Linked DNA regions of Homo sapiens: all the other regions are linked to region 1. Evidence: read pairs that join two places in POLR2A ChIA-PET (ENCODE). Cell type or tissue: CD4-positive, alpha-beta T cell. All regions are shown on one strand. Region 1 holds the start of LINC02273 (long intergenic non-protein coding RNA 2273). Region 2 has its middle 35 kb from the start of LINC03074. Region 3 has its middle 91 kb from the start of FBXW7-AS1. Region 4 overlaps LOC105377490 (a long non-coding RNA gene). Region 5 has its middle 82 kb from the start of FBXW7-AS1. Region 6 has its middle 55 kb from the start of LINC03074. Region 7 holds the start of LOC105377489 (a long non-coding RNA gene).

The links. Peaks named below come from ENCODE experiments on the same cell type or tissue, not always from the same donor. Only the 100,000 strongest peaks of a DNase experiment are listed, where the experiment ranks them.
Region 2: POLR2A ChIA-PET joins it to region 1 with 25 read pairs; 5 of 35 experiments call an interaction of 5 or more read pairs at or near these places.
Region 3: POLR2A ChIA-PET joins it to region 1 with 18 read pairs; 6 of 35 experiments call an interaction of 5 or more read pairs at or near these places.
Region 4: POLR2A ChIA-PET joins it to region 1 with 12 read pairs; 3 of 35 experiments call an interaction of 5 or more read pairs at or near these places.
Region 5: POLR2A ChIA-PET joins it to region 1 with 33 read pairs; 7 of 35 experiments call an interaction of 5 or more read pairs at or near these places.
Region 6: POLR2A ChIA-PET joins it to region 1 with 14 read pairs; 5 of 35 experiments call an interaction of 5 or more read pairs at or near these places.
Region 7: POLR2A ChIA-PET joins it to region 1 with 11 read pairs; 3 of 35 experiments call an interaction of 5 or more read pairs at or near these places.

What each region holds. Positions count from the first base shown.
Region 1 is chr4:152,098,598-152,102,597 of GRCh38, reverse strand. It overlaps LINC02273 (long intergenic non-protein coding RNA 2273), which reads right to left and starts at 1,845. Exons shown (of 3, transcript NR_121628.1): 1 at 1,781-1,845; 2 at 1,018-1,114. RefSeq lists enhancers at 1-892, 1,187-1,687, 1,787-2,081, 1,688-2,188. In CD4-positive, alpha-beta T cell, a CTCF peak has its summit at 2,697; DNase peaks (open chromatin) are centred at 1,837, 2,067 and 2,837; H3K4me3 peaks cover 1,517 bases; H3K27ac peaks cover 4,000 bases.
Region 2 is chr4:151,989,208-151,993,207 of GRCh38, reverse strand. No RefSeq gene overlaps it. Among named protein-coding and RNA genes, the nearest start is that of LINC03074, 35 kb to the right of the region's middle. In CD4-positive, alpha-beta T cell, no CTCF peak of the experiment used is centred here; no DNase peak of the experiment used is centred here; H3K4me3 peaks cover 448 bases; H3K27ac peaks cover 1,859 bases.
Region 3 is chr4:152,244,529-152,248,528 of GRCh38, reverse strand. No RefSeq gene overlaps it. Among named protein-coding and RNA genes, the nearest start is that of FBXW7-AS1, 91 kb to the left of the region's middle. In CD4-positive, alpha-beta T cell, no CTCF peak of the experiment used is centred here; a DNase peak (open chromatin) is centred at 1,668; H3K4me3 peaks cover 674 bases; H3K27ac peaks cover 880 bases.
Region 4 is chr4:152,220,953-152,224,952 of GRCh38, reverse strand. All of the region lies in intron 2 of LOC105377490 (a long non-coding RNA gene), which reads left to right. Among named protein-coding and RNA genes, the nearest start is that of FBXW7-AS1, 110 kb to the left of the region's middle. In CD4-positive, alpha-beta T cell, no CTCF peak of the experiment used is centred here; no DNase peak of the experiment used is centred here.
Region 5 is chr4:152,253,939-152,257,938 of GRCh38, reverse strand. No RefSeq gene overlaps it. Among named protein-coding and RNA genes, the nearest start is that of FBXW7-AS1, 82 kb to the left of the region's middle. In CD4-positive, alpha-beta T cell, no CTCF peak of the experiment used is centred here; a DNase peak (open chromatin) is centred at 2,328; H3K27ac peaks cover 803 bases.
Region 6 is chr4:152,008,923-152,012,922 of GRCh38, reverse strand. No RefSeq gene overlaps it. Among named protein-coding and RNA genes, the nearest start is that of LINC03074, 55 kb to the right of the region's middle. In CD4-positive, alpha-beta T cell, no CTCF peak of the experiment used is centred here; a DNase peak (open chromatin) is centred at 1,992; H3K27ac peaks cover 575 bases.
Region 7 is chr4:152,182,222-152,186,221 of GRCh38, reverse strand. It overlaps LOC105377489 (a long non-coding RNA gene), which reads left to right and starts at 3,862. Exons shown (of 2, transcript XR_939351.1): 1 at 3,862-3,903. In CD4-positive, alpha-beta T cell, no CTCF peak of the experiment used is centred here; a DNase peak (open chromatin) is centred at 2,461.

The DNA of each region.
Region 1 (4,000 bases):
GGACCTAGGGTCCCCATTCTACCTGCATTTACCTTCTAGTGGCTGGGAGCTCTGTGAGGTCCCTGATATGAGAAGGGCAGTGAGTAGGAGCAGACAGGAGGCTCCAGGAGCAGGCTCCTTACCAATTAGCTCAGGATTTTAGTATGTTGATAACTTAACATGTTTGAGCTATTCGGTTCAACCCCTTTGTCTAATTCTAACTCACTGGGAAATCCCTGGATTGGAATGCAGTTTCCCATATGCTTTGATCTACAGGGAACGAACAGGCATGACTGGCTTACATAATTGTGAGATGACTATATTTTTCAAGGTAAACAGTTTCTGCTTTATCAGTCTCTTAGGAGCCTGGTTACATTGATCAATGTGAATTCACCCCTATGAGAGAAATCCACTCTTAGCTTGCTGACAAAGTCAATTGCCTCAATTACAAAAAAAAAAAAAAAAAAAAGATTCCCGAACTTGCCCCATAGAAGCAAGACAGCCAAGCTTAGAAGCAGCCAGCCCAGCCCTTTTTCAAACTTAGAATCAGTGATCCAAGGGTCCTTTCAGTATTTTTCCACAGGATCTCTGGCTGAATTTCCACAGCATGTGAAAATTCAACTATACACAAGACAGCATGATGCAGCGATTTTCTTTTTTTCTTCTCTCTCTCTCTCTTTTTTTTTTTTTTGCACATTTTATTTTAGTAGCACAACTCTTATTTTCAAATGATCTTACGAAGGACCTCAAGCTGCAGATATTCATGTCTTCACATCAGGCGTCTCTACTTGGGTGTCTGACAGGCACTTAAAATATAAGATGTCCAAAGAGCATTCTGGATGCCCTGCCCCCGCTGCACATGCTCCTCCCTAATGTGCCCTCATCTCTCAGGCCTAACACCTAAAATCATTCTATTCTCAGGTCATCTCTTAGCCTCAAACTCCTGCTTCCAGCTACAAAACATATGTAGAATCCCATCCCTTCCAAGCTAGGGCCCACATAGCTGAAACCTTGTTTTCAGCCAGTATCCCCTCTTACCTGGATGACTGCAACGAACTTATAATAGGTCTTCCCACTTTTATTACTGCTTCCTATACTTCCCTGGATCGGAATGCAGTTTCCCATATGCTTCTACCTACAGGGAAAGAACAGGTATGGCTGGCTTACATAATTGTCAGATGGAGCAACATTTGCTTCACTTAAAATTGTTTTTAGAAGTCTAGACTTTAGAATCTCTACTTGTTAATGACAATATAACAATGACCAATTACTACCATTTTAAACGTATTATTTCTCTATTTAGTGAAATAATACGTTTAAAATGTAGATCAGATGGTGACTTTCACCCTGTTCAAAGTGCTCCAACATCTCCCATCACTCTTAAACTGCAAACTCCTTACCGTGGTCTACCAGGCTCTCTGCCATCTGGTTTCCTGGTAGCCCATTGGCTGAACTGCCAGCTGCTGTCTCCTTGACTCCTGTGGCTCCAGACACACTGGACTTATTGTTGGTTCTCAAATGTGCCAAGCTTGTTCTCTGCTTTGCATTTGCTGTTTCCTCTGCTTAGAACCTCTGGTGCCCTTGACTTTGAATGGCTCACTTCCTCACACCAATCAAGTCTTTGCCTAAAGTCTCTGCCTTTGCTCAGAGAGGCCTTCCCTTGCCACCTCTTTAAAATAGCCTGCCTCACTCCTACTCTCGAGCTCCTCAGTCAGCCCCCACCCAGCACACACCACATTTCATAGTGGATGTTGTTGTGTGCCACTCAGATCCCCTGGCAGAACCGAAAAACGCTTGTCACCTTAGCTGCTGGGAGTGCAGGCTCCACCAACTCACACCTGAGACACTTTCCAAGCATTGCAAAGTGTCAGAGGTGTGTCATTTCCTCTGTCAGAGGAAGCTGCTCCACCCACATGTACACCCACTTCCTGGAGGCAGCTTGCATCCAAAGGCTGGTCACATGGGAGTGCAAATGCCCAGTCCTCCAATCTTAATTAGGACAACACTGCTTGTTGTCCCAAGCTGCAAAGCTCCTCAGGAGGAAGACAGAAAGCAACTTTTCCATCTGTCCGACCTGCGTCCCTCACCCTTCACACTTGTTGCTCCTGAGATCACGCCCCAAAAACCTCCTGCAAATCTCTTTGTCAGAGTCTACTTCCTGCAGAACCTGACCTGTGGGCCTCTACCCCAAATTGTGGGTTTTTAACTTACTTGTTTATTTCCTGTCTCTCCAACAAAGACGTAAGTTCTGTAACAGCAAGGAAAGGTCTATCTTACTCCCCTCTCTATCCTGGCCCAGACGCCTAGACAGTGCCTGGAATACGTGGAAGTTCAATAAATATTGAATGAATAAATGAATGCACCCCCCAATCTATATAATAGATAATAGGGAAACTGTCTTCCTGAAATTGTTTGTGTGTCAGGGGCACTCCTCCCTCTGTCACTCCTCTACCCACCGCTGGAGAAGTACCCAGGGCACCTCAGCAGCACCTTCAGGCAGAGTCAATTTTAGAATCAGGAAAGCAAGATTCATAGCCAGGTTCCATCACTAGCAAGCCCTTCCCAGTATCTCCTGGAGTCAGTATTGGGCCTTGCAGGCTCTTTAGCTTGTTCGACTGCGACAATGAGCGCCACACTCCGCTCCTGGAAAATAAGCTGGGAGAATGGAAAAGCTAATTGAATTGGTTCATCTCTCTGAAGCCAGTGATAAATCTTAGGGGTCTGAAGAAGGCCCTAGGGGATCTAATGCCCCCAGTGAGATCTGGGGTGGGGAAATTGACCTCAGACTCTGAACCTCGAATCAAGAGTGGTTCATTTTTACTACAGAGCCTGGAAGGGAGACTGCTTGGGACCTGCCCTTGGGTGACTCCTGCTGGCCCCTGGGGAGCCAAGTTTTATTCCAGTAGAATGTCCAGGAAGCTGTGCACCCTGGTGACAACTCACTTTCGCCTATGCCTTTAGAGTAAGTCTCCTTCTTGATTTCCAGGATTGGAATTCCCTGGAATGTTCAATGTGCCATCATTACCAGGACATAAAGAATGTTTCTGGGTCAAGAAGGTGCCAGAGATGGTTTAATGCACATCCTCATTACCTAATTGTTTTCTCCTGGTCTCTTCTCCAATTGCTTCCGTGTCTGATGAATTTTTCTCTGCTTTCATATGTGTTTTTGACAGAGACAGGGGAGCAAGGCTATCTGTGGGCTTTAGATCGCCTGACTTTTCTTTTGAGCATGATGAGTTGGAGTTAGATAATGCAGGGAGACCTTCCCCCTGAACCAGGGAGGGAAATGTGGCTGGGAATGCCCACAGACGGGTGATGCCCCTCTGTCCTCAAAGTGTGTTAGACGAGTTCTGCTCTCACCTGCCCCTAGACAAGAGGCAGTCCATTAGATACTTCGCATCTGCGGTAGACTGAACCAGCACCAGCTGTGAGAGTGGCTCTGCAGCTTGGATTTCACTTCCTCCAGAAGGCAGCCAGGACAAATGCTGCTGCTCATTCTCCAGGAGGAGGTTCCAGGATGATCCAGCCATTGTTCCTCTTCGGTAGCACAAAGGCAAGGTTACCCAGAGCGGACCCAGCAAATATCCAACAGCCTTTGAGACAGTCTGGACACATCCACAGTGGTTGTTGGATGGCTCATTACACACTCTCTGAGGAGACTGGTCTCGGGTCCCTAAGCAGATTGATGTTGGCAGTGGCCCGGGAGGCAGGAACATGCATGAAGGACACAGAGGCGAGAGGAGGCGGAGCTGGATGGAGTGCATCTAAGGCCTGGGGCCAGCCAGAGAAGACACATCTCCTCCTCAGCACCACTGAGGCCACACAGCCAGGCTTGTGAGGAGATGCCTCTGAGGACCTCCGAAACACACATCACTGGCTTGAGTATAAGAGGTGCTGGAGCACCTGTAGTAGCAAACATCCTCCTAGAAAGGCAGATAATGCCTCATCTCTGCCAAGGCTAAATTGTTTTTATAACATTCTCATCATTATTCTAAAGAATAAAACCATTACTAGTACATAA
Region 2 (4,000 bases), 110 kb after region 1:
ATTTTGTCTTGTTTTTATGTTTGCAATATGTAAATTAATTACCAGTGCATCTTGCAAGTGGGTTATGCCCAGCCACAATTCAACTGTTACTCTGCAGCCTTGACAATTCCACCAGCTATAGGCATAACTGTGGTGACAAGTTGGAATTTGCATATTAGCAGCCATCAGTATACTGCTTTACCGTGAACCCAAATGAGAATTCCAGCCCCCTCCAGGCTGTTATTACAGGCACCCAATACCACAAGCACATTCAAAAACAGATGCCTTCATTAAGGTCTCCCCTTTACCTCATTGTTATGCAAATCACCCAAATGAAGGAGTCTAAAAAGTGCTGGAGAGGTGATGGAAAAGCATCTTAAGTAAGTAACAAGTCAATGTTCCGGGCATTCCTTGATTAATTGGGAGTTATAGCAAAATACACCAGGCTTTAGCCAATGGGAACTTGCTGATAACAAATTACCTTTGAATACCCTCCAGTAATGTGAGAAACTCCCTTTTGCTACTTATGTAAATTCCCTGTGGGTTTTTTCCCCCCACTTTTCCTTCAGGAGCAGAGGTGGAAGGGAAGAAGTGGGGAGGGGAAGGCGTGGCCAGCTGCAAATATTCAAGCTAATTAGCCAAGGGCAGTGGTGCAGGCTTCTGGGCTGTGTCAGGACAGGGTGGACCCGCATGCTTAATAATAGCAGCCTAATGGGTTCCACCCCTAAAAGATGTATGATGGAAAGATGGCATGAATAATTCAGCAAGCATGAGGTCCCGAACCCACAGTTTCTCTGATAAAGTGGAAAGCCACAAGCCTCAGGTACCAAGTTTCAAACCCATCAGGGCTTAATCTCCTTCTTTCAGAGCTTTGTAACTAAGTGCTGTGTAGGTGTGAAAAGCCTTATTACCATGTAATTTTGTTGGGAACAGATTTCCAAGTACCTGCTTTACTTTACATTCACATACACAAAAAAGATCAAAATGCATTTTATTTCCTAACAATAGCCAATTTGGCTATAATTATAGTAAAATACCAAATTTTAAGGCATGGCGCCCAAGTGACTCCCCACGTCACTCCCCTCCATACATGAATATCTTCTTATTTATTGCCTTTCCCATAATGAACTTTGAGATAAACAACAGAAAAAGTAATTTGTTTTTTGACAATGCTGAACCTTTGAATAGAGAAAATCACACAGTTGAACACAAGAGTGCAGTCCTGTGTGGTAAGTGGTATCCATGGCAACCAATAGATTTTTATGCTAAGTCTGGCCTTTAAAAACATTTCACGTTTACCACTGAGAAAAAGATGGCCTTGATTTAAAAATGATACAACAAGTACCTCGAATGGGCATGCTTTCTGCTCTGCGCTGCAAACACAATTAAGAGGCATCTCTTCAGCACCAGATCACCTCAATAGTATCTGTGTCATCCTTGACGTACATCGTGGCCGGCTTGGAAAAAGAAAAGGTTGGATGTTTTGTACTCTGCGGCGGGGGCCAAGGTAGTTTGTTTTTCACTTGTTCTCCTTGTATTTAACACCACGAGTAAAAAATAGGGAGTAAAAATAGCATGTTGGCCTCTTATCTTAGTCTGTGATCATGGTGACAGTGAAAATATTATGGCCTGCTTCTCTTGGGAGCAACTCCAATCACACTGGCTTATTATAACTTGAAATAACGGATGGAGAAATACCTTCCATACCAGCTTCAGACTGAGCACCCTAAATTAGTTTCTGTTCACATTTAGAAAGTTGGGTGCCAAAAATGGAATGCAGTTGTGGCAAAGAGAGGTTGTTGCTTTAATGGTATCTTTGAATAAAATGAGAAAGGAGAAGCCCCCTTTTTCTTTTAAAAAGAAAAAGAAAGAGAGAGACTTGATCTATGCTGCATCAAAGGAAGGAAATGAAATTAATGTCCTCGAAAGGAGTTTGTTTTGCTGAGCTGTTTTTCAGTTCTTTGATAGCTTCCTTTCTAAGGTGGCATTTCTGTTTCCTTTTGCAAAGAGTGTTATATTTATTCCTCAAAATGAGATTATTTTGGCCACATCAAGTGTTAGAGAAACTCCTCAATGTACTTCCTCTGTAGATATTTTTCAGCTGGAGTGCTTCTGCAGTCAATTGGTATAATGGGCTGAACTACATCCTCCCCAAATTCCCCCCCAGAGCCCTAACTCCCACTACTTCAATGTGACTGTATTTGGAGACAGGACATTTAAGGGAGTGAATATGTTAAAATGAGGCCATTAGGGTGGGCCCTAATCCAATCTGACTGGAGTCATAAGAAGAGAAAATTTGAATGCACAGAGACAGCAGGGATGTGTGTGTGCACAGAGGAAAGACCATGTGAGGACGCAGTGAGAAGGCGGCCGTCTGCAAGCCAATGAATGAGGCCTCAGAAGAAATCCCATCTGCCAACACCTTGATCTTGGACTTCCAGTCTCCAGAACTGTGAGAAGATAAATTCCTGTTGTGTAAGCCACCCGGTCTGTAGAATTTTGTTATGGCAACCTGGGCAAACTAATACAACTGGGGTGGGAGCGGGATGTCCCTTTACAGAAAAGACAGCTTTTCAGAAGGTGGGTTCGTCAGGACACCAGGGAAGGGAGCTCAAGTTTAAAGAGAGAAAGCATTCGGCTGCTCTGTCTTCCCTAAGGTATGGTTTTTTGGGATATGGGTCTATTTCATAAACACCTCTCCTGCCTCCTCTGACTCACCCATCCATAATTGTCAGTGGCAAATGGGACCGATTTACAACTCCTCACTGTTGGTTTTGATGAATCATGGATAATTTCTGAGTCGTCAACATTTTATAAAGAGGAAAGTTAACATTTCCTTCATACCACCAAATACCTGAGAGATGACATAGACCCAGGAGGGTGGTGATGCCAAAAAGGAATGGGGAGGGAGGAGGTGCTGCACTTGGTCCTCACATCAATAAGCTTTACTTGATGCCTGGGACTTGGGCCCAGGACCACACATCAGCCACCTGCCCAAAGGCACAAGCCATTCATCTTTCCGAGATAATTTTCTCCCTTCAGCCCACAGAGAGCTCTGGGCTATCTTTGGCCAGGGAAAGAAAGTTGACTGTTTCACTCAGTAAAACATAAATCACTCTCTTTAGGCCTTGTTAACTTTTACTTATAAACTGTTTTAATGTAGAACTGTCAGGACCCTGTGAAAATAATGGGTGGTGACAGGTTTAGGATTAAAATCTTCTCAGGTAGTTAGGATGGTGAGTTAGGTTATAAATTGTTTTTAAAGAGCTGAGGCGTGGACTATGGGCTTCATATGCTTACTTCAAATGGACACCAATGAGCCATCTGGGATAAGTATATGCTAGTAATACATCTTAATTATTTGTCAGCAAAGCCATCTTAATAAGAGATGTCTTTCATTTTGATTAAAATGACCCTTGGTAATCTCTAAAGTGTCTTGACTGAAAAAACTCCATTGAAAGGGAGAAGCTGAGTCTTCCAGGGCTTGGGATTTTATGTCTCAAGCAAGGAGAACTGACTCAGAAAAATGGATCAACCAATGTAAAGAAATAGCTCAAGTGTCCAATTATATGGATGTGTCAGTAACTCTCAGATGATCTTATTTGCTTCAGTGCCAGGGCATCAGTAGGCTCATGATTTCTCTCAAAGCTGATCCTATCTCAGGGCTTGCTGGACAGGCATGGCTGTGTAACCACAGGGAAGCAGGGTTCGAGAAAGGGCCAGGACATGCTATTATACCCCAGAGAGGAGGCAGGTGCTACTGAGCATCATTTGTGGAATATGGAAGTTCAATGGGTTGGCAAAGCAAACAGCAGCCATCTCTAGCCTTAGGGAAGTAAATGGTGTTCTCAGGAGACTAAGAAGAATGGATTTCCATCATGTGAATGAAGCTCAAATGGGAATCTGGGCAAGACTGGGCTGAGTCCTGGGTTGAGAGAGGAGCCGACCTGTACTCTTCAGAGCTCAGGCCCAGGAGTTCGATGATCCAGTTCCTCCCAGCAAGCACTTCTCAGTGCTTGGG
Region 3 (4,000 bases), 150 kb before region 1:
CACGGGATTCCAGCTGCACTTTCTCCTCTGGAGAATGGAGGAAGGCAGTTGCTACTGGAGCCCCAATCTCAAAGCATCCCAGAGGTGCCCACCATAGGCCCTGGCCTCTGCAATCCCATGCGGGGCTGGGGGCAATCAGAACAGGATCTGGCACACAATAAGGTTCAATAAATACTGTTGACTAAATGAATGGATCTGTCAAACTGACCACTTGCCAACCGCCTTCACCTGCACTGATTGATTTGTATATGTAAATTCATACATTATGTTTATATGTTGTTCTGTATTTAAATTTGGTTTCTTTTTTCTTCTTTTGGTTTCTTTCGACCTTCACTTCTTTATTCTCCTTCCCCTGAAAGCGCTGGTCCTGATGCCTGGTCACAGCTCTCTGTGATGTGAGCTGTGCGGGGTGAGGGCCCAGGTGCTGGCACATGAGGGGTCCGGAAGGCCCTCTCTTAGAAGCCTCCCCAGCATACCTGGGGCGGGGGGAGTCGAAGTGACCTCTTCTCCTCCGCATTAGCTCGGGAGCACCCCGGACACATTCAGGGGGGTCACTGCCAACGGGAACTCCACTTTTGGAGGATGTGGGGTGACATGGCCCCCTTGGCTTGCTCTTCCACATTCAGACGGAAAGGGAGAATTGGGCCTCCAGAAGCTGGGGCGGCAGCTGGAGGTCAGGCCAAGGCATTGGCCACCCCTCTCTGGCGGAGGGAGCTGGATTCCAGACTGCGTCTGCTGCGGCCCCAGGGAGATCAGGTGCTGCCTCTGCAGAGAGGCTCTGGCTCCGGGAATGCGGGCGGGAGAGAGGCTGCCAGGCTGAGTAATTTCTACTGACAAGCTCGCTGGCTGGGTCCCGGGGCCGCTGCATCCTGGCTGGCAGATGAATGACTTGTTCCTGTGTCCTGAGCTTGGGAGGCGCTGTCTTTGCTGAAGGTTATATTTGGGAGAAGGGCTGCTTGATGAACCAAAGAGGAGGCTGTAAAGAGGACACATCTGTGGCCGCCTCCCTGAGGCTCTGACGTTCAGAGGAGGAGGGCCAGCTTTTCCCACCCCCATAGCCTGCAGGAAGCTGGCCTGGCTGCACTGGTGGCCTCGGCCCGGGGACCCTGAGAGCTAGAGGCCTGTTTGGGTCCTGGTGACACACACTACATTGCCCAGTTCTATCCTGTGTGGGGTGCCGAGTCCCTTTGAGGAAGGCTGTGCGTCTGGTGAGACCCCAACTAGTTACATCAGTGGGAATGCAGCAGAACCCAGAGGAAACATGATTTTTGTTTTTGTTTTTTTAATTAGTTAATTATTATTTGTTGGGTAGAGATGGGGTCTCACTATGTTGCCCACACAGGCTAGTATTGAACTCTTGGCCTCAAGTGATCGTCCCACCTCAGCCTCCTGAAGTGCTGGGATTACAGGTGTGAGCCACCATGCCCAGCCAAAGCAAGCTTCTTGATGAGCATGTGTGGTGGGCACATGGAGGACAAATTGAAAGAAGCCACATTTCTTCCTTCCTTCCACACTCCGTAGTTCTTATCTCGTTCACAAGATCAGAGAAGCTCCGCATCGTCAGCAGTGCGCAGTGAGCTGACCCGGCAGGGGGGAAAACAAAGAGGTGAGGGTACAATGGCAAGTTGCTCCTGAATGCTGTGCTCTTCACATTCTGTACCCAGCTGTCCCCTCCGGCTGGGAGGCACCTTCCACCTGCTCAGTGCAGAACCTTCTTGTAGTCCCAGGAAACTTTGCCAAGCTTCGAGCAGTTGTGAGCACCCAGCCGTGCTTTCAGCAAGGCACTTCCTGCGGGTGCCGCTTCTGGTGTGCACCCCTTCTTTCTCTGGGTATCTTTAACTGCCTTCCACCTCCGGAAAAGGATCGAACACCATCTTTCAGAGATGATTGCATCTTACAGATGAAAGACAGGAATGTACCTGGTTTGTCTCTCCCTGATGGTATGTCCTCTTTCTGTAATAGTGTAGGCAATGAAAGACCTTTGTTCCTTCCAGACTTGTCAGGATGTTTTTCTCAGTCTCCATCCCATTGTCATCAGGACAATGATGTGGGGTTGCTTTCAACTGTGAAGCACCTCCATCTATGAAATTATTTCATGGCAGAGTGTTGGTATCCGCAGATTTAATGTTCTCACTTTCACAGTTATGTTTTTCCCTACCCCCAATCCTAAGTCCACTGCATGTAGAGTTTGCAGAGGTACAAAATTGAACTTCACTCAGGCGCTGATGTGGATGAACGTCCCTCTGGCTAGTGAGGGAGCCAGCCTTGCTGCCCAGCATCCACATCTTAAGTCTGCATTGTTGTTGCCTACTGGCCATTGGGTTTTCGAGGGAGATTATGAATTTAGGGGTTCCTAAGAGTCTTACAATATACAAGTTTACTATATGATCTTTTAGCTTCTGCAAAAAGCATGGAAAGGTGAAATAAGCAACCAACAAGGATAGCCTTCTACTGACAACCATTTGAGACACTGAATTCTCAAATATAAAAATGCTTGGAGTCTTGGGACTCTTGTCATGGGCTTGTATCATGGGTGTGAATGTCCTAATGAGATTTTTCTGGTCCTTCTTGTGATGATTTTGGATGAAGTCCCAGATCCAAATTCTATTAAGTATACATCATAGCAAATTAGGCTGTGGGGAGGATCTGGTGGGTTGACTTGCAAATCTGTGCAAAGTGATAGGCATTTTAGGCAGGAGGCAAAGGGAGGGGTGAAGTCCCAAGAATGAGCAGTAAGATGATCCTACGTGATCAGCTCAGACTTTGGCTCCAGAAAGTATTTCTTTCCTTCTCTCCCACTGCTCTGTTTCTGACACATAAATACAATCTTGGAGAGTCTTAATAGACAAATACCTTTAGGCAAAGTTTGCTTTATTGACATTATTTGGATGTTCTTAGTGAATAGCTGAGTATTGATCTGATGAGCTGCCAGTTACAGAAGTTGAGGCTCACCCTTTTTTTATTTTCTGGGTAACGAAAACCATTTGTGATATCTACAAACTACATTAACCTTGCCTAGATGAGACAGGTTTTCTTTTTGGGTTTTGCCTTTAAGTAAGTTCAAGCTCAACCCAAAAACAATTTAAGCCATTCATTCATTAAAAAATAGTTTATCAAGTAGGTTAGGCACTATGGAAATAAAAAGATATGAAGGTATAAAACCATGATTAAAGTCCACTAGGGTTCTGTTGAAAAGATCGTGTGTCCAAGGATCTATGATGGAAAACAGAAGTATTTAGGTAATTTAATGAAAAGCCATTCAAAATGGACATTTGCTAGTATGCAGAAAAATTAAACTTTTCTCCTTTTCTGTCAGCTCCTTGGTCTCACCCATGAGCACTTAAGATGAGGTGAGGCAAGATGAAATTGCACTTCAGTTTCTCTGTGAAGGACTGGTTTGAAGTTAAGGATTTTTTGTTTTTACTGCTGCTCCTGGTATAAACCATTCATGGGCTGCATTTCACCTGCCCCTTTCTACTTACTTGCCCCTCACAATCCTCTTCATGTTTTTCATTGAGAGGGAGAGGGTAAAGGAGGGGAGAAGAAGAAAGAGGAGAGGGAACGTCAGCTGCAACCAGGACTGAGCCTGGGGCTGGCATCAGATCCGGTGCCAGAGCATCAGACTGGATCAGGGCAGCCTGCAGCTGGAACTGCTGGGCAAGGAGCTGACAGGGCATGGTATGGGCAGAGAGGAGCAGGGTTGGGTGAGTTCTGAAGGGTGTGGAGTCAAGATTTGAAAGGAGTGAGAGGAGAAAGAGAAAGATAGACAAGGCAAGGAAATGGAGGGGCCTCTGTTTCTGTCCCTTGCTGCTGGTCCTTATACAACCTGCCTTCTCTACCTGGGCCCCTTCTCCCTTTGTATTGCTAGAGCCGACTGCTTCTTTTTCCAAGACTCCTTTTTGACACCCAAGTACCCCTCTTATGGCCCCAGACATCAATGCTTCCCCTCCTTGTGGTCCTCGCCACACAATATGCAGTCATCTCTTTCTTGTGGGTACCA
Region 4 (4,000 bases), 120 kb before region 1:
AGAAAGAGGATGAGAAAGCATGCCCTAAACAAGGAGGCTGCCACTGAAGTTTGTGCTTCAGGCCAGAACAAAAGGCAGAGGCCTTTAGCAAGGCAAGTGCTGAAGTCCACAGGCAAGGAAAAGAAAAGACTTTAAGCAATGATTAAAAGAGGCAGAGAAACTCATAACCTGTGTTTGTTGTACCAGAAAGAAAAGCTTATACATATAGTTTATTAGTTTCCACCATTGTCATCGCCTCTGGCAGCATGTACAGTAGGAAATACCAGAAGGGAGGAAAAAAAGCAAAACAAAACTTAAACTTGATTCCCCTCCTGCTAACCCTGTCCTGTCAAGCAAGGCGAGATAAGGGGAACAGTTCACCTTGTCCTCCTGAAGATCAGGCCATCAGGATAGGGTGGCCTAGGGATCACCACGAAAAGCAAATGAGTTGTTGTTGCTGTTACAACTCAAAACCCCTTTTAGAAGCTGGGGCCCCAGCCAGGCTTTAGAAGTCCACAATGGGCATTGTTTCAGGAATCCCCCACCCTGCAGAAAAGGGACTTTATTTTTGTTCCATCGCAGCAGAGCTCTAGCTAACGTCCAGCCTCAGGCCCTTTCCCGCACAGCTACCCCTGGCAGGACGCTCGCCGGTTTAGCCCAGCCTGTCTGCCCCTCCACCTTTTGCCTTCTCTAATTCTCCCCAGCTCTCTCTCTCCTCTTTTTTTTTTAATAGTAAAAAAAAAAAGCTGGAGAAGCTACTTGAAGTCTGGGGTTTGGACAGGAGGTGAGATCACTCTCCCAGAGGCACCATGGGGCAGAAGTGGAGAGCCAGGCACTGTCCCCAGCTGGCCTATCCTGGCCACTTCCTTCCCAGGCCCATGTGGGTCACTGGGCTCCTCAGAGTTGGTGTGACCCTGGGTTCCATGGGAAAGGTCTGCTCCTCACTCCAGCCCAGGCCTCTTTCTGATCCGTAGGCAACGGCTGTGGTCTGGGCAGGCTGCTTTCTCCTAACCTGCCTTAGGGTTTCTTTCAGCTTAAAACAAAAACAGGGTGCTCCATGCACACTGTTTCTAGATTCCATTATATTTAGCAAGCACGAGGCCCTGAGTCTGCTGAGAAGGGCTGAGTGACTTTTATTAGTGATTCATGAACTGGGCAGCATCCAGTCTACAAAACAGACTGGAGCTCCACTGGGTGAGGCAGAAGAGTGGGTTTCTGTAAGGCAACTTGAGCAGGAACGGGGAGATAGCCTACTGCAAAAAGCAGATTGGTTAACATCAGGTCACTTCAGGTTACTCTCCTTGTGTGGGTTAAAGCAGACGGGGCTCCCTTATCACAAGCTCAGTTGACTGGGCCCCTTTTGATGGGTTGCTGTGAATCTCTTGTTTCTTGGTAAACGTTCCTATTTGGGTGTTAGGCTACTGTCTCTCCTGATTTCTCAGAAGGCCAGATCTTAAAGGTAAACAGCTTAGGTTTCAGTTTGGTGATATGGGCCTTAGCATGAGTGACTTCACTTTAGATTGGTTTGTCAGGGTTTAGTGCAGGAGCTCAGTCTAAATCAATGGTCTTCCATAAATTTTATCTCACTGAGAGTGTTTGTGACGTATGTGTTATGTATGAGCACACTCCAAAGCCAAACACAGGTTGGGTCATTCATTCAATAAATGTTTACTAAGCTTCTATTTTGTGCCAGGCACTGCTCTGAAACTTACAGACCAGCAGTGAACAAAACAGATAATTTCTGACTCCATGGAGCTTACATCCTAGTTGGAGAGACAGAAAAAATACTAAATAATTCTTTAAACATTAAGGTAATCCTTCTACTAAGGCAAATAAAGCTGGGAGACAGGTCCAGAGTACGTGGTGGGAGGAATACAATATTAAACAGAGTGGTCAGGAAAGGCCTCACTGACTGCAAAATTGCTTGGGGATAGGCTGCTGTTTTGAAATCTTTCTACCTCTGCTTCTTCTTTGCCTAGTGTACAAATGATGAGGATAAAGTCAGTAGCCCAAAGCCTTGCCGTCAGCAATCTGTATCTCCAATATAAGATAACAATTCCTCTTAAATACCCAAATCACAAAAGTCCAGGCCCCACCTGTCAAATCAGCAGGAAGTTTAGACTTCTCTTGGGTTTTTCTCCCAAAAGATTCCTGAGAATCATGGAATGAGTTAGACTTGTCCATTAATCAGTCCCCTTTTTTGCTACCATCCAGAGAACCAGTTCAAGTCTCTGGAGGCTGGATGTCCGGCCTTCACCCTGGCACAGTGGGCTGTGGGCTCTGCGGTCCAGTTGCTAGTCAGGAGACGTCCTGGTGGCCCCTGATTCGTGTTCACGTTCACATCACTGTTCCTGCGGTTCTCTACACATTCACCTTGGTATTAGCTCTCTTTGCCCCTGGTCCAGCATACCTCTTCAGCTTCCAAGTATGGGTCACCTTCCTTATGTAAATTTCCTCTTGGGACTGTATTTTCTTTTAAATAAAAATTGGCCTTGTCCGAGAACTTACTTCATCAGATATAGTCATGTATCTTTGAATGTCTCCTCCTAACTCTGTAAATTTGTGAATGACGTGGGGGGCACAGCCCAGCTCTGTCTGGTGGCACTGGGGATCCAAACGCAGATGAAGCAGCTCAGGAAGTGGCGATACCTTGCTGCTCCGCCAGCGGGGCCAACACAAAGTGCTGTCAGCTACACGGACACCAGTTTGTTTGTGTTGTGACTCTGAAAGGAAGCCATGGCATTGCTTTCCACAAATTATTACTAAAAAACTGTTCTGTTAATATTTGAAATATTTAAACACAAAAGTACCTACCATTCAGATTTAACAAATTGTTAGCATTTTACCATTTTGCTTAAGACCTTATATTTTTAAAGCAACAGAAACTTGGTATCCTGTGCACTTTGATTCTATGCAGTTAGTGAGCTTGGATAGTGACGGTTCAGACAGGAAGCTTAGAGAGCAATGCACACCATTTTATCAGAATCTGCGTAGGTCTTCAGTTTCAGGTCGTAAGATTTCAGAGAGTGAGGAGATACCATTTCCTCCAAACAATTCTCTTTCAAAAAAAATCACTGGCCTCTATTCAGTTCCTAAGTAGAGAAAAGAGTTCAAATAGTAATAATTATAGGTGTTATAGATATAGTTGGGGCCTTTTGTGTGTTCCTCTCAATTTCATTCTCTGCTCCCTCTCCCGTGGCTGCCATTGTCCTGAAGCTGGTAGGTATCATTTCCGTCCATGTTTCCCACTTTACTATATGTGGATATTTTAATAAACAATACATAGTCTTTTGGTAGGGGTTTAAATATTACTTTAACAGTATTATACTATATGCATCATTCTGCAGTATGTTACTTTGTACTTTAGGTTTGCCTGCTGTTGCATGGATACAGTTTTCTTTTTTAAATTCCTATTTCTTCTTGTAGAATTAAATCTTTTATTTGTTTTAATTTAATTTTATTTTTTTGAGACAGAGTCTCGCTCTGTCGCCAGACTGGAGTGCAGTGGCATGATCTTGGCTCACTGCAACCTCCACCTCCCGGTTTCAAGTGATTCTTCTGCCTCAGCCTCCCGTGTAGCTGGGACTACAGGCGTGTACCGCCACACCCAGCTAATTTTTATATTTTTAGTAGTAACAGCGTTTCACCATGTTGACCAGGATGGTCTCGATCTCTTGACCTTGTGATCCACCCGCCTCGGCCTCCCAAAGTGCTGGGATTACAGGCATGAGCCACCGTGCCCAGCCAGAATTAAATCTTTTATTGAGGGAACATAAAGGTAGCTCTCTGAGTTTTTGCATCTCTTAAAATGTCTCTATTATGCTTTCACTCAAATGATGAAGTAGATGAGTACAGAATTGTAGATTGACAGTTTGTTTCTTTCAACACTGAAAATATTGCTTTCCTGCCATCATGCATTTCTTGATGTTGATGAGAAGCCTGCTGCCATTTCAATTGTCATTACTCTGTAAGTGACCTGCCTTTTTTGTCTGTTAGCTTTTAAGCTTTGCAGCTTCACAAC
Region 5 (4,000 bases), 160 kb before region 1:
CCATCTTTCCATAGAATCCCGTGCATAGCTCAAATTTTGCACTCACTGATCTGTATTGTATTACTGTTTTCTTGCCTCATCGTGTTAATCTGCTTAATCCTTCATATTGTTCAGAGAATGTGAGCAATGTATTAGCATGGTGAACAAGCCCTTCATGACATTCCCTTGCCCACCTCCCCCACTTGGTGTCTCTGAACGCTGATGCTTGGTGTGGATTTTTGGCATGCCTGCTGACTCGCAGTTCCTCAAAAGTGGCATGCTGTCTCTAGTCTCTGTTCCTGTTTCCCAGAATGCTGTTTTCTGGAATACTGTTTTATCTTTGCTCACATGAAGAATTTCGCTTTATCTTTCAAGGCTCAGCTCAGTTGCCACCCCTGGGAGAAGTGTTTCCTGGCCTCTCATGCTTTCCTCATGTAGACTTCATGCTCCTCAGGAACACCTCGACATCAGCACCTGCCTCCCTTCTAAGGTCATATGTCTGCATGTCTTCCGAGGAGCTCATGGAAAACCATGAGTATGGGCCCTGTACATAGCACAGTGTAAGCCCACACCTGTGAATAGCAGCTGCATGAATAAATGCATAGATGAGAGAAAAGAAGAGGGGGCATTAAAATCACACTACACTTCCACAAATGCCCCCTCCCCCTCCACACTAGCACAAGCACAGAGGTGTCATTCTGGGTTCTCAAGGAGGTAAATAAAGCCCCACGTAGGCATGCACTAATTCATTTCATCATTCAGTCATCTTTTACTCACTGAATGGAACACCTACTACCCATTTATTAACTTATTCAAAACTACTTGCGCTGTTGTAGCTGCTGAGAATTCAGCCTGAGAAAAACAGGCAAAGCCCCTGTCTTTAAGAACCTTATATTCTAGTGGGAAGAAACAGACAATAAAGGAAATATTTACTGCGTCAAATTTTGATCTATGTTTTGTGAAGGAAGAAAGAGCAAGGCCAGTGGTCAGATCGTGTAGGGCATTTTAGGTCATTGTAATGTGTTACTCTGCATGAGCAGAGGGGTGACTGACTTGATCTCATTTATAGTTTAAAAGGCTCACTGTGTCTGCTGTGTTGAGCGCAGCTTCTGAGCGGGAAGCGGTGGAAGCAGGAGACCCGCAGGGAGGCGGCTTCCTCCGGAGGACAGGGGATGGCATCTCACATCGGGGTGCTGGCAGTGAAGCCAGTGGAAAGTGGTAAGATTCTCAATATATTTGGAGGAACAGCCAACAGTCTTTGCTAATGGAGAGGATATAGGGTATATGAGAGAAAAAAAGACAAAGACGACTCCAAGGATTTTGTCCTGGATAACAGGGAGGATGCAGTGTCCATTCACTGACAGGGGCAGGACTCTGGGAGGGGCAGATCAGTGGGGAAGACCAGGAGTTGAGCTTGGACTATTCAGTTTGAGGTGCTCATTAGCCATGTACGTGATAGTATGGAATAGGCAGTTGGAGATATAAGTATGGAGGTTAGTGGAAGAGGTCCAAGCTGGGGATGAGAGTCTGGTGTCACTTACATGCTGGTGTGTGAGAAGGCCTTGAGACTGCTGGAAGCCACCTAGGGAGTGGTGACACAGAAGAGAAGCCACGTCCTGAGCCTTATGGCACTCCAATGGCAGGATGATGGGGAAGTAAGGAGGAACCAGCAAAGAAGACTGAGAAGCAGCAGCCAGTGATGTCGCAGAAGAAGAGAGGTCATAAGCAGGGACTGGAAAGAAGAGAAATGCCAGGATGAAGTAGGAGGGGCCCTGACAGGTATCAATAAATAAAAAGCAAAAGTAAAAGGTAAAATCACGGGGACTTGAAGTTTATGACAACTTTCTAGGAAGCTTTTCTATTTGTTTTAGGCCTATTTAGTACAATTAGCAGAGACAGCTGAGATTTTTAAAAATTTATTTTTACTCATAGAGGAAAAGAGGAAGAGAGGAATATAAAATTTATTTTTACTACTATTTATTTTACTATTTGACCATTTTTACTGCTATTTTCACTCACTCAAATATGGTTCCCCAAATAAAGTCTTTGCAGCAAAAAGAAAACTCACTTCAAAAGTATCATTCCAGGAATGTCAAATTGCCCAGAAAACCATCAGTTTGTGTATGCTGGCCAGAGGAGATCAAAGACGATCTAACAGAAGCTCCAGGGATGGTAAACAACTACCTTCAAGATTTTTTAAATGACTAAACACTGTCCAGATTTGTTATAGAAAGTGTTTGAGGTTGTGCTAGGGCCTAGCTCTCCAGAGTTCACCTCTTCTCTCTGAAGCTTCCCCCTGCTCTGGGTGGGTGAGACTTCCTGCTGGGAGTTGCCTGGGTTCTGGCCACAGACCAAAGCCTTTCTCTAAGACTGAGTCAAGTGGCACTTCCTGTCAATACTCAATCTGTCTGCAAGCTGCACGGAATGTCAACGCTCAATTCGAGCTCATCTAGACCAACACTGTCCAATACATATCATGTTGTGTATCCTGTCCAAATATACAGCTAGTGGCAAATGCAAGCCACATATGTAATTTAAAATTTCCAGTAGCCACATTTTAAAAAGTAAAAGATGATACAGGGTACAGGAGGGAGAAATTAGAATTATTTTTATTATTATTGCTTCTCGGCCTTTTGGCTAAGATCAATTGTAGAATTATTTTTATTAGAAGGTACTCACACCACCTGTGAAGTGATATAGTGCTATTTGAAAATGGATTTGGATTAGTTGTAAATGTATATTGCAAATTCTAGGCAACCATTAAAAAAAGTAAAAAATAAAAAGGTAAAAAGGAAAAAGTAAAAAGAACCACTAAAAAAGGAGAGAAAATGGAATCATATAAAATGTTCAACTTAAATGAAAAAAAGGCAGAAAAGATTGGAAGGCAAAAATAGGAAAAAAAAAACTAAGGGCAACAAATAGAAAACAGTAACAAATATGGAACATATTAACCCAACTATATCAATAATCACTTTGAATGTCAACCATCTAAATAAACCAATTAAAGGACAGAGATGGTCAGAGTCAATCAAAAAACAAGACCCAACAATATATTGTCTACAAAAAACCCACTTTAAATATAAAGACAAATCAGTTAAAAATAAATGGATGGAGAAAAATATATCATGTTACCACTAATCAAAAGAGCATAAATAGCTATGCTCATTTCAGACAGAGCACACTTCAAAGTAAGAAAAGTTATCAGGGATAAAGAAGGGCAATGATAAAGAGGCCAATTCTCCAGGAAGATACAATAATCTTTAATGTATATGTAACAGAGTGTCAAGCTACCTGAAGCAAAAACAGAGAGTGACAAGGAGGTATTGCTGACTCCACTACCATAATTGGAGACTTCAATATCCCTCTATCGGAAATGGACAGATCGATATAGTTTAACTCAGCAACACCATCAATCAATTGAATATAATTGGCATGTATCTATCTCATCAAACAGTAGCAGAATGCACATTCTTCTCAAGTTCACATGGAACATTCACCACGATAAACCACATTCTGGGCTGTAAAACACACCTTAACAAATCAATAGAGAATAGAAATCACGTAATATCTGCTCACAGACCACAATGAAATTAAACTAGAAATTAGAAAGATAGCTGAAAAATCCCAAAATATATGAAGATTAATCAACACACTTCTAAAGAATATGAGTTAAATCTCAAGAGAAATTGTAAAATATTTTGAACTAAATGAAAATAAAAACACAACTTATCAAAATTTGTGGGATACAGCAAAAGCAATGCTTAGAGGGAAATGTGTAACATTGAATGCATATATTAGAAAATAAGAAAGATCTAAAATCAATCATCTACGTTTCCACTTTCAGAAACCAGAAAAAGGAGAGAAAATTAAACTTGAAGTAAGCAGAAAAAAAAACAAACAAACAAGAATTAGACCAGAAATCAATGAAATTTAAATCAACAGAGAAAAATCAACAAAACCAGTTGCTGATTTTTGAAAAGATGAATAAAATCAGTAAACCTCTAGCCAGGCTAACTGAGAA
Region 6 (4,000 bases), 90 kb after region 1:
TTAACCCAGAAGTCCCCAACCTTTTTGCCACCAGGGACCAGTTTCATGGAAGACAATTTTTCCATAGATAGTAGGCAGGAATTGGGAGATAGTTTGGGGATGAAACTGTTCCACTTCAGATTATCAGGCATTAGATTCTCATAAGGAATGTGCAACCTAGATCCCCGCCATGCACAGTTCACAATAGGGCTTGTGCTCTTATGAGAATCTAATGCCAGCCCTGATCTGACAGAAGGTGGGGCTCAGGTGGTAATGCTGGCTTGCCACTGCTCACCTGCTTCTGTGTGGCGTGGTTCCTAACAGGGCACAGACTGCTACCAGTCTCTGGCCCTGGGGTTGGGGACCCCTGACTTAACCCCATTTCTGCCTCAGTTTCTCCACCTATAAAATCTGAACAATCCCTGTGGAAGGGTCATTGCAAGGACTCAATGAGATAATGCATATGAAAGCCAGCCACTGGCCCAATGGAGGACTCAATAAAGATTTGGCCCTTCCCTGACAGGGTCTTCCTGACTAGATACTCGGTGCCTCAATATTGAATTGAAAACTAAAGAAAAACATCACCCGTCACTTCAGAAATCACATTGTCTCTGTGGTTCTTTGCTTCTCCTCATACAAGTCTGCTTTCAGACACGCTGAAGCCCTCACACTTCTTCTTTTCACTGTTACCCCATTTCACTTAAATGTCAAGTAAAAGCTTCACCCCCATTTCTACCCCAAGTCACCAAGGCAGTTCTGTTTTCCCCATCTTCCATTACCTCCCCACCCCTAGACACACCTGTACCTACAACTAGGGGAGAAAGGCCAGGGAATTATCAGTTCATTTATTCATGTTTTGTGTCCACTTTGCCCCAGATAGGATCCCAGGCAACTCCAAATGTGTCATGACAGTAAAATTTCAATTTAGATTAAATTCAAGTTCGGTAGGTGAGGACATGGTGACATCGGGAACGTGAGCTACTGGAAGGATAAGAGGGAGCCAGGTGGGAAGTTAGCTCACAAAATGCATGTCAGTTATGTGAACAGATCCAAGAAGAGTTGGACATTGATAAAGAACCACGTACTTACTCCCTGCCCCAACTGGCATTTTTGGGGAAGGGTTAGAAGAGAAAACCACTAAAAATAACAACCATGGCCACACCCTCTGTCTCTTCCATGGGCAGAAAAGCACTGGGGCTTCTGCATTCTCAGTGTGAGAGTCAGGAGGGGCCAGGCCACGGCTGCTTTCTTCATAGTCTCCGGAAGAAGGTGGCCACGTGTTCATCATCCAGGAAGCCAGGAGTAGATACTCCTAAAACTGGTCATTTAAATTCCTAGTTTAAATGACTAAATTGAGATAACTCAGGGCTTTGCTTGGAAAATACAAGTCCACAATGAATTCCAGCAAGCTTTGACTTTATGACACGGAAACGCTGCAGGCATCGTAGTGACTCAACAAATTAAACAATTATCAAGTGACATTAAGAGTTTAAAAACTAAGATGACTAAAGATGTGTACCCCTACACACACGCACAACCACTAGGTAGGTTTACTCGGAGTTCATGGAATCACTAGAACTGGAGGGAAACTGAGAGGGCCTGCATTCGCTAGTGGATGAGGATGTGCAGGTTACTGACCAGACCCATCCTAAAGTGACTGAACGGCAGCATGACCATTGCCAGAGCTTCTGATGCTCATTCCAATGGGTGTGTCTCTTCTACTTTTTGTACCTTATTTCTCGACTCACCTACTTTTTCTTTGCCTTTGATTCTGACCATCCCACCTGCAAAGTCCCATCCTTGTCTTGCTGTCTTCCCTATTCTTCTCTCCCTGGACCTGACTCTGTGGCAAAGCTGCTACTGGTATTTTGACTGCTCACTTGCGGGGCCCATCAGAAGCCTCAGCACCAGGAGTTTTATTCTCCTGTTTCTAAGGTGATATTTGGGTTATTTGCAGTAGAGGTGTTTACACCACACACCCTGCATTCACGTTGCTTCCTTTCTGTTACACTATTGATTCTTTCTCTTGGCAGCTGAGGGGAGGCTTTGATGTGGGGATGTGTTGTAGTTTCTAAAGGAGGAAGATGTTGGTGGGAGGATTTACAGCTGTTTGAAGAATTCCTCCTCCTCCCTGGCAATTGTTCTAGAGGGAGGGGCCAGTGGTGCATTTTCCAGGCTAGGGGCTGCTTTCCTGAACTCTGTCTCTCTCTGAGAGGGAGAGAGAGGAAACTGAAGTGCTTCCAAATAAAGATCTGAGTAATGAGATTTGATCTACAGGGATTTGTTATTAAACTCCAAGAATTTTCAGATGCAATCCATAGCACCAGCAGATTTTGCTCCTTTCAGACGGGCAAAGGGGCTGCTCTAGTTGGCGATGAGGAGGTACAGGGAGGTCCTCTCCACTATCCCGTTTCCCCTTTAAATTCTTCCGCCATAAGAGACTTCTCCTGTTCTGTTGCAGCAACTCTCAGCAAGTGAATAGTGCTTTCTGGGGACCTCGCCTTTGTTAAGTAGATCTGCAGTGATACAGTAGAGATTTTAATGTGCAGTGCTGTGTTTTAATAGACTATTAAACTACAGCATTACACATTAGCTGGCTATGGCACAATTGCAGAAATATCAAAGATATGCTCTCGGGAAAGCACTATTTACTTTAATGAGGAGATGCTGAAATAGACTGAAAATCTCTGCAAAGTGAGCCAAGAGGAAGACAGGGAGAGGAAAGAACCAAGGAGCTCGTGATCCAGGCTGAAGCAAAACCCTTTTCTCATTCCCAGTTCCTGTATCTGTGAGGGCAGGTTCTCGCTGGGTTATAACCAACTTGAGTCTGGATGACTTGTTACCATGCTACAGGAAGACTTTTCCAAGCTGTGTTTCAAGGTTGGAGTGACTTTGAGGCATGTAGTCATTTGTCTTAGCTTATGGGGGACTGGAGCTTTGATTTTTATGGTTTGTTCTGCTCTCTGTGGCTAAAATGACAGGAGCACAAGGTAGATGATGTTCTTCTTTGGAAAAGTCCTTTTGCTCCGAGATTTTCTTCTCCCAAGTGCCCCCACCTCAGCACACACTCGTAAGTAAGCACAAACACACAGAGATGCATCCACACACAGACCTTTTGGTCTCAGCAATAAATAAGGAACTCGGGAATTCCAGAATCTGTTCCCCTCTCATCATTTCAGAGGCGGCTGGGCTGAGACTCTTCCCCAGAGAAAACCACCAGATTTCTGATCAGCTGTGATATAAGAGAGCAATTCAGCAGCTAAAGGACCCCATCCAGCCATTATGCAACGTAAAACTGCGGGCAGGTCGTTCTCCACCTTTATCATACTGCAGCAGAAATAAACTCTGAGAACAGAGCTATCCAAGCCTTACTCAGATGAGAGCTGCAAACAGCATTTTCCAAAAAAAAATCCATCTTATCTCACACGCTTTTTCTTAACATGCCTTCCTGCTATACAGCAACATTTAAAAACCAAATTGCAAATGCTAAAAAGAGGCCAGTGCCTTCCCAGGATATGCGCCCCCAAAAACACTCTTTATGCAAACCCAGGCCCACAGGAAGCCTGGAGGAGGCAGGAAGAAATGGAAAGACAAGGGAAATAACCCCAAAATCAGGAGTACAACAAGACTTCCCCATCTGCCTAAAGAGTTTGCTCATTCAGCCTTGGAAGTAATCGCTTTCTTACTCACCCAGTGACATTTTATTCTGGGTGAGCAGACAAGAATGTTAATTTCATTCATGCTCTCTTCTGTGTGTTATTATGAGGAAGGGGGGATTGCTTTCCTTTTCTTTTTTTAGATGGGGGCCTTGTGAGTAGGGCAGGCAAGCTGCTGTCCACAGGGTAGGATTTGAGATGGTTCTGGGCAAGGCCCCTGGCCTCCCTCCTACAGCCAATGCCTGTCATCCCACCTTCAAAGCTTCATCCCTCTAGGGTTTGAAAGCACATACAAGAAGGGAGTTTCACAGCCTGCATCTTTAAACCTTTTCAAAAATGTATTATAAAAATAACATGCATATGGT
Region 7 (4,000 bases), 84 kb before region 1:
ACCCTCTGGGGTGATCCTAGCAGCCCACCATCCATGACAGCCACGGAAGAGAGAGGCCAACCCGCAGAGTTATTCAGGGACAGAATGGACACAGTCGTGTTACTGTTTGCACCTAGGGACAGAGTTAAAGTGAATTACAAGGTTGGAGCATGGTGGCTTGGGAAATGGTGAGATCATGAAGGAAAGGGGGAAATCAGGAGGGACAGCTGGTGTGCTGGGGTGGGGCAGAGGGAAGAGATGGCCAAGGAAGACTCAGAGGTTCTATCCTACGAGATGTTTAATAATAGAGGAGGCAGCTGTCCCTGCTGTTGAGGGTGTGGCTTTGTCTGAAACCAGGGAGCTAAAAGGAACAGTTTGTCTTAAACAGAAGATTGAATGTTTTGAAGGTAAAACGAAGCAGGAGTTGGTGTCTGAGAGGCAATGGCTGGAATCTCTCTTACCATCCACATTTCAGACAAGATTCTCCCATCTCCACTCTCTCCACTGGCCAGTGACATCTGCAGTGCCCACCGTGGGCTATCGCCACCTCCTCTTTACCACAACCCACACTTTCCCCATTTCTAGATCTGAGCTGCTCAACCTTTTACTGCTTTTTATCCTGTATTTGAAAACAAGGTTCCATGCAGAATGAAAGATCAGGAACATGGGTTCAACTCTTAGGCACTGCAGTGAGTTGAGGGAGTTTGGGGTGGGGAGAGCTGAGGGGTCCCAGTGTTTGCCAAAGTCATCAGAGGAAAACACACATCAAATGCGTGTTGCTTTCTGTGCATAGGCAACAATCCCTCTGTGGTTTCAACTGGGGGAAGTAAGCTGCTTCCTTGTGGAGATTAGAAGCTCCTTAAAGGTAGTGGCCACGCCTCCTACTTCCATGCTTCCCCAGCTGTTCCTAATGGTGCTGGAGAGGTAGGTATTTGTTAAATTAATAACCACCTGGACCTAATGCAGTGTCAAGGGGTTACATATGGATTCCTCCAGCAAAGGGTGACTTTCTTTAACCAACTCCTTAAACCTCCCCATATATACCCACTGCTAGATGCAGGACTTCTTTCTCTAAGTCAAGAATCCATAAGGTTTCTGCCAAGTATAGGAAAGTATGATGCAGCAAGGTATGGGACCTTGTACAAGTCTTTTAATTTTTCTGGCCTCAGTTTTCTCATCTGAAAATGACAGTAGGGGCTGGATTAGGTGATATCTAACAACATTTTGCAGCACTGGTATTCTAGATTCTCTCTTAGATCAAGCTGCTTGTTTTCCAGGTATTTTTGAGACATTTGAGTTTGCAACTTCCCTCCTCCACCTTTTTTCTTTTTCTTTTTTTGGAAGTAGAGTGTCTTAGTCCATTCAGGCTGCTATAACAAAATACCATAAAGGGGGTGGCTTATAAACAACAGAAATTTCTCAGTTCTAGAGACTGGGAAGTTCAAGATCAAGGCACCAGCAGATTTGGTGTTTGGCAAAAGCCTGATTTCTGGTTCATAGACGGTTCCCTCTTGCTGTGTCCTCGCATGGTAAAAGTGGCCAACAAGCTCCCTTGGGCCTCTTTATAAGGATACTAATCTCATTCCTGGGGACTGCCCTCATGACCTAATCACCTTCCCAAACCCTTCCTCCTAATACCGTCACCTTGGGGGTTAGGATTCCAACACAGGAATTTGGGAGGGACACAAACATTCATATACAACATAGAATATTCTCTACAGCGTGTTTTCTGGTCTTAGGTGAAAGCCATTCACATGATTCTGGTTGTGTGGGGATATGAGTACAGGTATGAAAGCAAATGATCAAATAGATAGCTATTGTATTGTATGCAGTATTCAACTGCTGCATAATAAATTGCCACAAAGATAGTGTCTTGCAACAACACAAATTTATTGTCTCCCAGTTGTTGTGGGTTAGGAGTCCAGGACAGACTAGCTGGGCCCTCTGCTCAGGGTCTCACCAGACTGAAGTCCAGATGTTGGCTGGAGCTGTGATCTCATTTGCTATGTCCTGAATGTTTGTGGCCCCCCAGTTTCGTACATTGAAACTTAATGTGGTCATATTAAGAGGTGGGGCCTTTGGGAGGTACTTAGATCAGGAGGGCTCTGCCCTCATGAATGGGATTAGTGCCCTTATACAAGGCCCAAAGGAACTTTTTGGCCCCTTCCACCCTGTAAGGATGCATAGAAGGCGCCTTCTTTGAAGTGGAGAGTGAGCCCTAACCAGACGCTGAATCTGCTGGTGACTTGGTCTTGGACTTCACAGCTTCCACAGCTGTAAGCAATAAATTTCTGTTGTTTACAGATTACCCAGTCTAAGATGTTAAAATTTGTGGGAGGCTATTGTTTCAGACTGAACTCCTGCACTAGGACCCAGTGGACCAGACAAAAGCAGAATGGAGGCACTCATGTTAAGTGCCACATAGTCAAACTTAAACTTCAAAAAATAGGGGAAATCCCCAAGCAGGCAAGTTAAAAAAAAGAAAGAAAAAAGGGATTCACAGCAACCAATCAAAAGGGACTGAGTCAAGCTGAGCCAGCATGATAAGGAAGTTCTGTCTACTTCAACCTACACAAGAAAGGTAACTTTGAAATGACCAATGTGCTCTTTGTCCTTTCTTTTTGCTTTCCTCAGCATTTTGCTGCCTGTAAAGCCCACCCCCTCTGCTCAGCTCAGCGGAGCTCCTTTTATTTCATAGACAGGATGTTGCCCAATTCATGAATCACTAATAAAAGCCAATTAGATCTTTAAAACTCAATTTGCTGAAATTTTGTTCTTTGACAATGGCATTTTGTTACAGCAGCAGGAATGGACTGAGACATCTTCGGAAGCTTGGCTCCTCCTCTAAATTCATTCAGGTGGTTGGCGGGATTCAGTTCCCTGTGATTAGAAGACTGTGGGCCAGGCCCGGTGGCTCACACCTGTAATCCCAGCACTTTGGGAGGCCGAGGCGGGCAGATCACGAGGTTAGGAGATCGAGACCATCCTGGCTATCATGGTGAAACCCCATCTCTACTAAAACTACAAAAGGAAATTAGCTGAGCATGGTGGCAGGTGCCTATAGTCCCAGCTACTAGGGAGGCTGAGGCAGGAGAATGGCGTGAACCCAGGAGGCAGAGTTTGCAGTGAGTCGAGATCACACCACTGCACTCCAGCCTGAGTGACAGACAAACTCCATCTCAAAAAAAAAAAAAAAAAAGAAGACTGTGGTCTCCATTTACTTGCTGGATCTCTGCTGGGATCACACTCCTGGGGTTTGGCCTCAGGTCCTAGCCTTTGTCCCTTTCATAGCACGGCAGGTCACTTCTTCAAGGCCAGCAGGAGAGCATCTGCAGCTGCTTCTGGTCTCCTTTAAGGGCTTACCTGCTTAGGTCAGGCTCACCTGGAATCATCTTCCTTTTAATAACCTCAAAGTCAGCTGATTACAGACCTTGATTACATCTTCAGAATCCCTTTGCCCTATATCAGAGAGGGATATTCCATTGTGTTCATGGGTCACAGCTACACTCAAGGGAAGGAGATTCTACATGGTGTGTATACCAGGTAGAGGGGATTTGGGGAACCAGGGCTTCCCAAAGGCAGCCAGAGCTGCCTTCCTGATCCACTAACAGGGGAGGCCTAGATGATTCCAAGATGTCCTGGCCAAGGTCCTTTGCTGACACAGAAGGAAATTCACCAAAACTAGTTCGAGGAAAGAGATAAATTAAATGGAGGGACAGAGGTGATTTCATAGTCTCTGCCCACCACAGCTATGAAAGCAGGGGCCATAGTCTCAATGTCTACAAAGATAGACAGGCATGATGACTCAATAAAGACCCCAGAGTTGGCCAGGCACAGTGGCTCATGCCTGTAGTCCCAGCACTTTGGGAGGCCGAGCTGGGTGGATCATGAAGTCAAGAGTTTGAGACCAGCCTGGCCAACATGGTGAAAACCCATCTCTACTAAAAATACAAAAAATTAGCCGGGCATGTTGGCGGGTGCCTGTAATTCCAGCTGCTCAGGAGGCTGAGGCGGAGAATTG